2 separate regions of the Homo sapiens genome follow, and region 2 is linked to region 1. The links are chromatin contacts, found by Hi-C or POLR2A ChIA-PET in ENCODE. All regions are on one chromosome and are shown on one strand. Each heading gives the region's core, a stretch centred on a gene start or an enhancer-like site at or near the end of the contact. The rest is flanking DNA. Distances are from core to core; before and after follow the strand shown. Region 1 holds the start of PIR (pirin). Region 2 holds the start of CA5B (carbonic anhydrase 5B).

Region 1 (5,315 bases), core at 552-3,051:
ACTATCTCATGTAATCCTACAGTAATCTTGTGCGAAGGTTAGCGATACAGTCATGTGCCTGCCACATAATGACATTCAGGTCAACATTACACAGTCAACAATATATGGACTGTATGTATGACAGTAGTCCCATAAGACTATAATGCCATATTTTTACTGTATCTTTTCTATGTTTAGGTATGTTTAGATACACAAATACTCACCACGGTGTTGCAGTTGCCTCAGTATTCAGTACAGGAACATGCTGTATGGGTTTGTAGCCTAGGAACAATAGGCTATACCATATATCCTACTACACACCTAGGTTATACCAGCTAGGTTTGTCTAAGTGTACTCTAAGATGCTTGCACAACGACAAAATCACCTAACAATGCATTTCTCCGAACATATCCCCATCGTTAAGTGAAGCATGACTTTAGCAGCTCTGTTGGCCCCTTACTAAAAATCTCCAATGAACACTTTGTCTTTCTTACTTCACTGAATTCTCTCGATCTCCCACCCCTTCCCCAGTGCCACTCATCTGTCAGCCTCACTGGTAGCACCCATGAGGTAGTTGCTACCAATGAGGCTGACAGATGGGGGCAGGTTTGTGTGGCGCCTTAGAGAAAATGGAGAAAAACAAAGAGGTCCCTAACTCTTACCAGAACATGCTGAAGATCTTGGCATTAAAAGAGATCTTCGAGGGTCATTGAATTCAAAGACCCATCTATTCCTGAAGTTCAGGGCCAACATTTTGGGCAAGAAATCTTTCAGCTTACTCATGAAGTCTCCTAGAGCATAGGCAAGTCATGGACCAGCTGTTCTTGGCAATGTATCTCATATTTCAGGACTTACCTATAGCCAGAGTTTGTTATTCGAAAGTCTTTTCCTCTTTGGGAGGTCTAGGTTCTAATGGACTATCCCAGAAGGAATATAATCTATCCCTATTCCACTTCAAGTGTTTGCAGACAGTACCCCCAATCCCTTAAATCTTTTCTTCAAGTGAAATATACCCAATTCCTTCAAAGATTCCTACTGAAACGAAGAGAGGTGCTTTGGCAAAAAGCAGACTCTGGAACCAGACAGCCTAGGTTTGCATCTCAGCTTCACCACATATCAGCTGTGTGACCTGAGGTTTTCTGTGGCTCAGTTTTATCTGTAAAATGGAATGATAAGACCGCCTACCTCAAAGGGGTGCAGTTAGTGCTATGAGAATGTTAGCTGCTGTTATTCAGAAGGGCTCTACTCCACAATACCCTCCACTTAGTCAAGGCCTACCCTAAAATGTATCCTCCCTGAATAGTAATCGATAAATATTTATTGGGTGATAGGTTGCAAGGCGCAGAAACGAGCTTAATACTCAAAGCAGTACAGGCCGGTCATCACCTACATCGAAGCAACCAGAAAGTATCTTTATCCCCATCTAGATTATGTCTGGGTCCTTCCAGACTCCTACGATTAAATTGTATGCATGTGAACAACTGATGAGGTACTTAGATCTCAGTGCTTTGCAGAAAGAAAAGCCGTCTACCATTTTCACCAAATTTCGTAGTACAATTTAAGTATCTCTTGTTATCTCCCCTAGGAGTCTAAAGTGAGCTGGGGAAGGCAGGATTTTGCAAACTGACCGCCAGCATTCCCTCACCTAGTGGACCCCTGCAGGAGCCCCAGGTACTCACGCTGCGGTAGCGGCACCTGGAGCCTTAGCGGCGGGGGTGACGCGAAGAGCCGCCGGGAGCGAGTGCAGGGAGGGCAGGTTAAGAGAGTGTGGGTCCAGTAGCCTCACCGTGACTCAGCGCTTCGCGGCCGGCGGCCTAGAGGAGGCGGGAGGCGGGAGTCTACGGGTCTCGGAGGCCCTGGGGCTCCGCCCTCGGGAATGTCACTCCACTCTCGCTCCGCCCTACGCCTCTCCCAGGCCAGCTTGGCGGCCCTTTGGCCTCCCTGCCTCTCGTGCCGGGAAGAGATGCTCACTCGGGTAATTTAGGCGGCACTTGCTGTGCTCCAGGAGGAAATGTGTGGCCCGGGCAGGTGCTCTGATCGGCGCTCCGGTCGGTCTTGTGGGAAATCTGTTTTTAACTGTAGTCTCCCTGTCACCCAGCCGGCGGAGCTTGGCGGCACGGATTCCAGTGCTGCCTCCACCGCTGGGAGGCACCACTTGACATGACCTGGGACAGGTGGCTCAGTCTCTCTGTGCCTCTGGTTCCTCCTCTATAAAATGAGGATGGTGATGATAATAGTGCCAGCCTTATCGGGCTGAAATGAGAATTAAATGAGCCTGTCACATTCTAAGCACTACAGAATCGTTTGTTCCATAGATAAGTTGCCTGCTGTTTGTCAGTTAGAATTGCGAGAAAAGGAGTGCGGGAGTGGGGACGGGCAGCCATACGTCTTTATTCCTGCCTGAAGAGAAGGCACACTCTAGTGGGGAGATAATTGGTTAAGAGTTTGTATGGTGTTGGAACACAGTGGGCAGGCGTTGGAGAGTTTTTCCAGAAGAATGAGGAGCTGGCACAAGCCAGTGAGGGGATCTAGTTGATTACTAGGATTATTAACTAGTGGTACAGGCATAGCTGCAGTTTCTATTCTCTAAACACCAGAAGGCTCATTGCCTGGTTTTGAGAAAGGAAAGACAGTGGTGTCTCTAAAATAAGGTTGGAAAACTTTGTCTGTGAAGGACCAGATAGTAAATACTTTGACTTTGCAGGCCATGTACATTCTCCAGTTTGCCTTTGTAGCAAGAAAGCAGCCATAGATAACATGTAAATAAATGAATGTGGCTGTAGTTCAATAAAACTTTAATTATGAATACTGAAATATAAATTCATAAAATTCATACAATTTTGAGTTCATATAATTTTTACTTGTCATGAAATATTATCCTTCTTTTGATCTTAAATGTAAAACCACTTAAAATGTAAAAACCATTCTTAGCCCTCTGGCTATACAAAAATAGGTAGTGGGCTACCTACTCATTTTGGCTGCAGGCCTAGTATGCAGATCCCTGCTCTAAAAGAACAGGTTAGTAGAGGAACGAACACTTTTCTCTGGGCTTTTAAAATATCAGTGGGGCTTAAACCCGTCCTCATCACCTTACTTAGGCAGTTCAAGGCTAGCTGAGATAATACACATGAACATTAAAGGTGCTATGGAATAACAAAGTATTGTTTCTTATCGTCATTGTAACTAGTTCTGCAACTGTCTCCTCTACCTCTGCAGCTGTAATAGGTGTACTAGGAGTGAACGTTTCTCCTCTTTGTCTCTCAGAAGCCAGTTACAGGTAAAAGCTAAGTCCAAGGTTGTACATGGTTAGAGCAATGCAGGAATTCCATTTACAGGCCCCTGCAGAAAAAAGAAAAGAAAAGAAAAAAGAACAAGTCTGAAAAGGTAGAAGACTTAAAATGAGGAGAAACAAAGGTGAGAGAGGGAAGAATTCTTACAAATGAACAAAGGGCGTATAATGTTTCACTGTAACAGGGTCCTGTTTTGAGATGAGAAATGTGACCCTGTATATTAAGCTTTGAGCACTTTTCACACTGTCATTGACATCCAGATCAAGATGTGGAGTAGGTGGCTAAATATATGAGTGTGTAGATGGACTGTTGATCACCTTTGGAATCTTGGGAAGCATAAAGAAAACTCATGCTGATATGACAATGAACAAAGCCTTCCCTAAATGATTCCAAATAACACCATTATAATCTTTAAAGACAACCACATTATTTAGGTACCTTGACTCTTTTCTTTTTTATTCACGAATTCCATTTTCCTCCTCTGTAAAACTTATTGAATTTCTTTTCAAAGATACATATTATAGAAGTACATGGGGCCAGGCGCGGTGGCTCACGCCTGTAATCCCAGCACTTTGGGAGGCCGAGGCAGGCAGATCACCTGAGGTCGGGAGTTCGAGACCAGCCTGACCAAAATGGAGAAACCCTGTCTCTACTAAAAGTACAAAATTAGCCAGGCGTGGGGGCGCATGCCTCTAATCCCAGCTACTCGGGAGACTGAGGCAGGAGAATTGCTTGAACCCAGGAGACGGAGGTTGCCGTGAGCCGAGGTCGTGCCATTGCACTCCAGCCTGGGCAACAAGAGTGAAACTCAGTCTCAAAAATTAAAAAAAAAAAAAAAAAAGTACATGGACATCTGAAACACTTCCTTATTTTTGTTTCTTTCTTCTTCAAGCCATCAACTCAAAAATTCTTTCTTGTAGATTTTGTTAATTTGCCCTTCAGGGCAGTGTAGCTGCTATTCATTAGATGACAAATGTCTCTGAAATATTCCATATTATAAAGACTCAGACTCACTGAACCCAGGAAATCAATTGGCTCCAAGTCAAGGACTGATTATTTTATAAATGCTAGTTTACGAAGGCCATAAATACACTGGGTGGTTAAAGACATCCAAAGATATCCAGAAAAGATGAGCACATGTGACTCCCATATCCACCCTCATGAGAGCATTCTGCACAGACACGGTCTGTTCCATCGACCAGTGCTCTGACCAAGAAGCTACATGTGATCAGCTGTTGCATGAAACTCATAATTGTGTTTTTCTCTATCTTTCCCTTGGGTTTTTGGCAGTTCTCCGAAAAAAAAATAGCTTATGACCCTTTCCTTTGAGCCACAGAACTTTCTAGAATCCATCACAAGCAAAATACTCTCAGGCCTGAAAGGCCAATTCATCTCTGAACCAGGAAACTGGAGAAATTTAGATGAATGATTCCCCTGATACTTACCTCAATTACCCTGATAACCTTTCTCAGTTTTCAGCTTTTGTAAAGTTTTGTCTTCTGGCTGAATGGAGGCCGCTTTCTAGATCACAGTATTGGAGTAAAAATTAAAAAATAATTTGAATAACTAACAACCTCTAGTTAATGTTATGTACATTAACTAGTGTTTATGGATTAAGTGTACTGATGTCCGCAACTTACTTTGAATGCACCAAAAAATAACAATAGCAGCAATAATAATAGGAATGACAACAAAGTGAATTAATGGATGAATAGAGAGATGGATAAACGGATTGATATATGACAAAGCAAATACAGCAAAATGTCAATTGTAGAATCCAGATGGTGGTGTATTGGTGCTTTAACTTTTTTTAACTTTTCTATATTTTGAAATGTTTCATGATACAATCTTAGGAAAAAAATAATTTGAGTCACAGTGGGAATCAGAACTAGAAGGATTCCAAAATGTTATACCCCTTTGTCTACTTTCTTTGCTTCCAACTCTAGCACCTTGTACACAGTAAATGAAGTGACTCTCTGTTGAATGGAGCTGTTAAACTAAATTCCAAGCTGCAAGATCACTTCCAAAGCTGGCAGGATGCTTCCA
Region 2 (5,487 bases), core at 1,648-4,147, 240 kb after region 1:
CATGGAATTTTTTTTTTTTTTGATACAGGGTCTCAGTCTGTTGCCCAGGCTGTAATGCCGTGGTGTGATCACGGCTCACTGCAGCCTCAGCCTCCCTAGGCTCAGATGATCCTCTCACTTCAGCCTCCCAAGTAGCTGGGACTACAAGCATACATCACCACACTCAGCTAATTTTGTAGAGATGGGGCTTCACCATGTTGTCCAGGCCGGTCTCTAACTCGTGGGCTCATGCAATCCTCCTGCCTCAGCCTCCCAAACTACTGGGATTACAGGCCTGAGCCACTATGCCTGGCCAATTCATAGAATTGATTTAATGCACTGTGCTTTGTGATTGTGCCAACAGTTTCCATTGAGGGGATTTGGGTGTCACTCCTTATGACACATAGTTCCCACTAGGCTCACTACATCATCTTTATGAGGAAACTGTATTTCTCTCAGGACTAAAATTCAAGAAAAACTGCTTCTATAAAAACAAAACAGCCGGGCACGGTGGCTCCCGCCTGTAATCCCAGCACTTTGGGAGGCTGAGGCAAGTGGATCACCTGAGGCCAGGAGTTCGAGACCAGCCTGGCCAGCATGGTGAAACCCCGTCTCTACTAAAAATACAAAAATTAGCTGGGCATGGTGGCGGGCGCCTGTAATCCCAGCTATTTGGGAGGCTGAGGCAGGAGAATCACTTGAACCCGGGAGGCAGAGGTTGCAGTGAGCCGAGATCATGCCATTGCACTCCAGCCTGGGCAACAAGAGTGAAATTCCATTAAAAAAAAAAAAAAAAAAAAAAAGGCCGGGTGCAGTGGCTCACACCTGTAATCCCAGCACTTTGGGAGGCCGAGGCGGGTGGATCACCTGAGGTCGGGAGTTCAAGACCAGCCTGACCAACATGGAGAAACCCCATCTCTACTAAAAATACAAAATTAGCCGGGCATGATGGTGCATGCCTGTAATTCCAGCTACTCAGGAGGCTGAGGCAGGAGAATCGCTTGAACCTGAGGGCCGAAGGTTGCAGTGAGCTGAGATCGCGCCATTGCACTCCAGCCTGGGCAACAAGTGCAAAACTCTGTCTCAAAAAAAAAAAAAAAAAAAAGGGAAAAGAAAAAAAGCCAGTTTTTATCTTATGAACAGTAAAAACCTAAAAATGATTGCTATTTCCTCTTTTCTATGGCTATTCAACAGCTTAGTTAGGGTCAAATTTCTGGCCTACTTCTGACAACTGTTCTGGATCTGATGGAGTGCAAACTTAAATGTTAATCTTATCATTGGCCACATCATTCTCCTTCCATTAAGCTCTCCTTTCACTGGTTCCTTCCCCTATTTTTAAATCTACTAATGTCTATATTTTAGGACGCTGCCTCAAATCATTTGTGGAAGAAGGTGAAGTAGAACTACTTGTATAAAAATAAACTCAGTAATTTATATAGACTGTATTTGGACCAATTTCTGTGAATTCATTTTTCAGGCAAAAAATGACTGACAGTTGAAACATTTTATAAATGAGGCAGAGTTCTCAGGGTCAGGGCGAGCATAATGAAAGTGTTCTGTTGAAAGTTGTTCTTTTCTCTGTGTTCCTTCTAGCCCAACATTTTGAATATTCTCACTGTCTTCAAGCCAGAAATGCAAGGGAGGAGAAGAAAAAAGAACTGTGTGATAGTAAAATCTTTATTGTTGGCATATGAAGCAATATAAGTAGCAAATTTTACTTCTACAAAGGGGGGAAATTATATATTTCTATACATGTGGAAGAGTAGATATTCAGTGAAGATTTTTTGATAATTTATTGTGTAAAGAAATGTACTAAATACTATAAAAGTGGCTTCCTATGTTTACTACCCCCAAATATTCCTACTAATGACCTGAGATTACCAACTCCTTTTCCACCTATTAACCTTTTGCCACATCTTCCCCAATTTTCTCATCCAAACCCAAGTTGGGGCAACTTCAGACTGTAAGCTTCTTGAGGCTTGTCTTGTTTGTCAGGGGAGCATGTACTCAATAAATGAAATTTGCATGAATGAGTCAGAGATTTATGTACACAGGGGAAGAAAGCTGGTTATAGCTTCTTCATATTTTTCACGTGGACCCAGAGTTGTAAATTGAGGGAAGAAGGATAGCAGAGTAATCTCAAAGCACAAAGTGGGGGTGATGTCTTCACACGCCCTCAGCAGCAACGGGGCACTGGGTGCTTAGGAAAGCCCATCTGAAGGAGACATCAGGAAGTAGAGGAATTCTGTTTTTTCCACTCATCTGCCTAGTATTTAAGGTCGGCTAAGAGGCTAGAAGGAACACATCCACAGTTCTGCTTTAGAGGATATGAAAATTGGGCTGGAAGGAACACGGGTCCACAGTTCGAGTTCAGAGGACATAAAAACTGGCTCAAAGAAACTCGGGTAAATTGGACATGAAAACTAGCGGGAAAGGACACGTTCAGTGTTTGTTTCCCTACTGAGTCACCTGTTCCCAGCACATAAAGTCGTGGTGTTTGGAGATGGGAGGAACCGAGGGAAAGTCACTTTTTAGATAAGGCTCTGAAGCCCCAGGTCTAGTTTCAATCCACTAATGCGGCCAGCGGCGAGCAGGAGGAGGGAGGATTGGTCCGGCGGGGGCGGGGCCAGAGCAGGGCTCAGAGGCGTGGCCCAGGCTAGAGGGAAGAGCCCAGGGGGAGCGCAGAGGCGGGGCTAGGAGGGAGCAGGGGTGAATGGGGGCGTGGCCCGGGCGAGAGGGGCGTGGCTGTAGCTAAAGGGGTGTGGCCAGGGTGGAGGGCAGAGACTGGCACAGTTTGGTTGGGCGTGACCGGGGCAATAAGTACGGACGTAGTGGGGCGTGGATCTGCCAGGTGGGGGCGTGGCCTCCATTGAGGGGCGTGGCCCTGGTATGTGGGGCGTAACAGGGCACGAGGGGGCGTAGCTTCGATGGCCGGACGTGCAGGCTGCGGATCCCCGTAGGCGAGCGAGCGGCTAGGTTCGTGATCTGGAGAGACGCTCAGGTAAGGACGGGTGGCCGAGAGGAGTGGGGGGCGACCAGGGACAGGCCGATCCAGACAGGGCCGTGATTCTTCCCACGACTCTCCGCTCTGGCGCACCGGGTTCCGGAGCTAGGAGAGCTGTTGATCCTGCGAGTATTGTCTGGGTCCCGGCAGGGCGCCCGGGAGTACTGAGTGGGGCCTAATGGGGTGTCGAACTCCCCCACCCCAGCCCTCTTCCTCCACTATGGGAGTTACCAAACGGCTGTCATCCTTTAAGGTTCTTTGCACAGGACGCGATAACAGCTGTTCCAGAGAAAAGGGGGTGGGGGCGCGGGAGAGCAGTTCCTTGGTAGGTAGGGTTGCCAAGGTTGGTTGAATCCAAATAACTCCAGAAAGTCCAGCCTTCTGTGAAATAGCTAGAGACGGGGGTAAGGGCGACAAATCTGAGGTTGCGGTTCCAGAAACCGAGGCTCAGTAAACTGGAACTCCCTCAGATCTGCATTGTATCCGCACCACCCACTATGCTAGGGGCTGTGGAGAGACTCACAGCCACTCACCCCCAAGACAGGGTATCAGCATCACAACTGTGCCATGCGGGCAAATCTGAGCTTTCTTCACCCTGCAGTTCTTTCTTCTGGCCTTTTTGTTTTGTGCTCAGCCCTAAAGCTGAAGGAGAGGAACCTCCAAATACAAACCTTGTTGGTTTTCGTGATTCTTGTGGCATTCAATGTTAAATGCTTCTGCCCCGAGGCTTGTGGCAATTGGTTAATATTGATGTCAGTGCCCTTCCCTCCTGTGTATTTTCGCTGGGAAAGTTTGAGAGATAAGGGGAGTTGATGTGTACAACTTAGTTTGAAAAGAACTTGTTCTCTCCTAGCCACTGAAAACCGCGTTGCTTTCTGCTTCCCATTCTTCCTTTACTGATAATCTGGCCATCACTCTGCTGTTTAAAAGTCTTGCTAGAGTATGGAGACAAGTAGTGCTATTTCTGTGGTGAGAGAAGCTGCCCCAGAGCATACCCTTGAATTGTCCCTGCACATCTCTCAGGAGTGGCCACTCTTCTTGGGTATGTTGGAAGTGGAAAACCGTAAAGCTTTCTAGGAATATTTTTTACTGAGGTTTTTTTTTTTTTTTAACCTCAGCATCAGGGTTGGAATTCACTGAAATGCCAAAAGCAGCAAGGGCACCGTTCTCTGTGCCTGTACACACCTGCCCTCTTCTCCCTGGAGCCAGGCAAAAAGCTGCAACCACTCACAATTGGAACGCAGTAAAGGTTGAGTGAATTGTGAGTGAATGAATGAATATGAATATTTGGGAAATTTGACGGAAAGGGGAAAATGCATTTCATCTGATTGGTGGCACTGGGCAATTAATTGCAGCACAAAGAGCAGTTATTAGAAACATATTCTGAAACCTTTGGCTACCACACATTGGGATCATGCTCCCAGGGAAGAAGTGGGTGAGAGGGGGAAGCTGAGCTTTCTCAGTCAAGATATCGCAGCATAATCTCTAATTTAGATTTCAGGGAATTGCAAAAAGGCTTGTTGCCTTTTGAAATCAGGTGGTGATCAAAGGAAGGGTCCATCTGTTGAAAATGAAGGAATTTTTTTCCAATGTAATTGTAACCTTTAGTCAGAGTACATTCTTTTTTTTCTGTCTGTTTTGCCTACATATGAATGGCTTAATCAGGCAGAGTTCAAGCTGCTTGTCATTTAATAAATACAAGATTTATGAATGACTCATTGAGGGCTTTCAAAATCTTTGTTTCCACGCATTTCTAAGTCTGGAAAACAGCTAAGGGGCAGGTTAGCAAAATCCAAGGATATACATAAATCATCAGTGATGGCAAAGAGTATATAACACAGAAAGCTCCCCTGTAGTCCATCGAGCCCAGGGACCCATCTTTATGGACAAACTTATGTACGGACAGATTCTCCCTGAAATACAGTAATGTATGGTATTAGTTGATATGTGCTGTGTTTGCTGGTTAAACATTATTTTTGGTTTCACAAACTTGGGTTTTATGAATGCAGTGAGTAAGTTTAAATAACCAACTCTTAAAAAACTATAACTTCTAATTTAACAGAGAGGATAGACCTTAGGCCTGAACAAAAATAACCTCATGTATTGTTATAGGTATTGCAATCAAGCATTAGCTAAATTGAATTTCTGTTTACTTGGATTTTCCTGGAACCTCCTCACCTGGATCTTCCAAGCTCTGCGCCTTCCTTGATTGCCTTTGACCGTTCTCAGTCTCAGCATCCTTCATGGCTCCTTTTTGTGAGTCTCCCTTGATATACCTGTAACTGCTGGGAGGAGGGGATTCTCTTTCTATCTGTAGCTTCCTGACTGCTCCTGAGCACCAGAGCTGTGTTGCCAACTCTCTCCTAGACCTTTCCTCTCAGCTATCCCATTGACACCTTAAATCCAATATGATTAGAGGGCTGGGCGCCATGGCTCACGCCTGTACGCCTGTAATCCCAGCACTTTGGGAGGCTGAGGCGGGTGGATCGTTTGAGGCCAGGAGT

The links. A loop is a pair of places that touch in the nucleus more often than their neighbours do. ChIA-PET counts read pairs that join two places held with the same protein, here RNA polymerase II (POLR2A). Pooled maps may share reads with other maps.
Region 2: a pooled map shows a loop between it and region 1 (5-fold over the local background). The contact joins the promoter of CA5B here to the promoter of PIR in region 1. A Hi-C loop is called at or near these places in 1 of 37 single-sample maps with no recorded cell type and 7 of 50 pooled maps. POLR2A ChIA-PET finds 5 or more read pairs at or near these places in 1 of 52 experiments (PC-9).

Annotation. Positions count from the first base shown.
Region 1 is chrX:15,491,532-15,496,846 of GRCh38, forward strand. PIR (pirin) reads right to left here and starts at 1,802. Exons shown (of 10, transcript NM_001018109.3): 1 at 1,659-1,802. RefSeq lists enhancers at 1,212-1,714, 1,715-2,218.
Region 2 is chrX:15,735,373-15,740,859 of GRCh38, forward strand. CA5B (carbonic anhydrase 5B) reads left to right here and starts at 2,898. Exons shown (of 8, transcript NM_007220.4): 1 at 2,898-2,980. All of the region lies in intron 4 of CA5BP1-CA5B (CA5BP1-CA5B readthrough), which reads left to right. RefSeq lists a silencer at 2,563-2,862.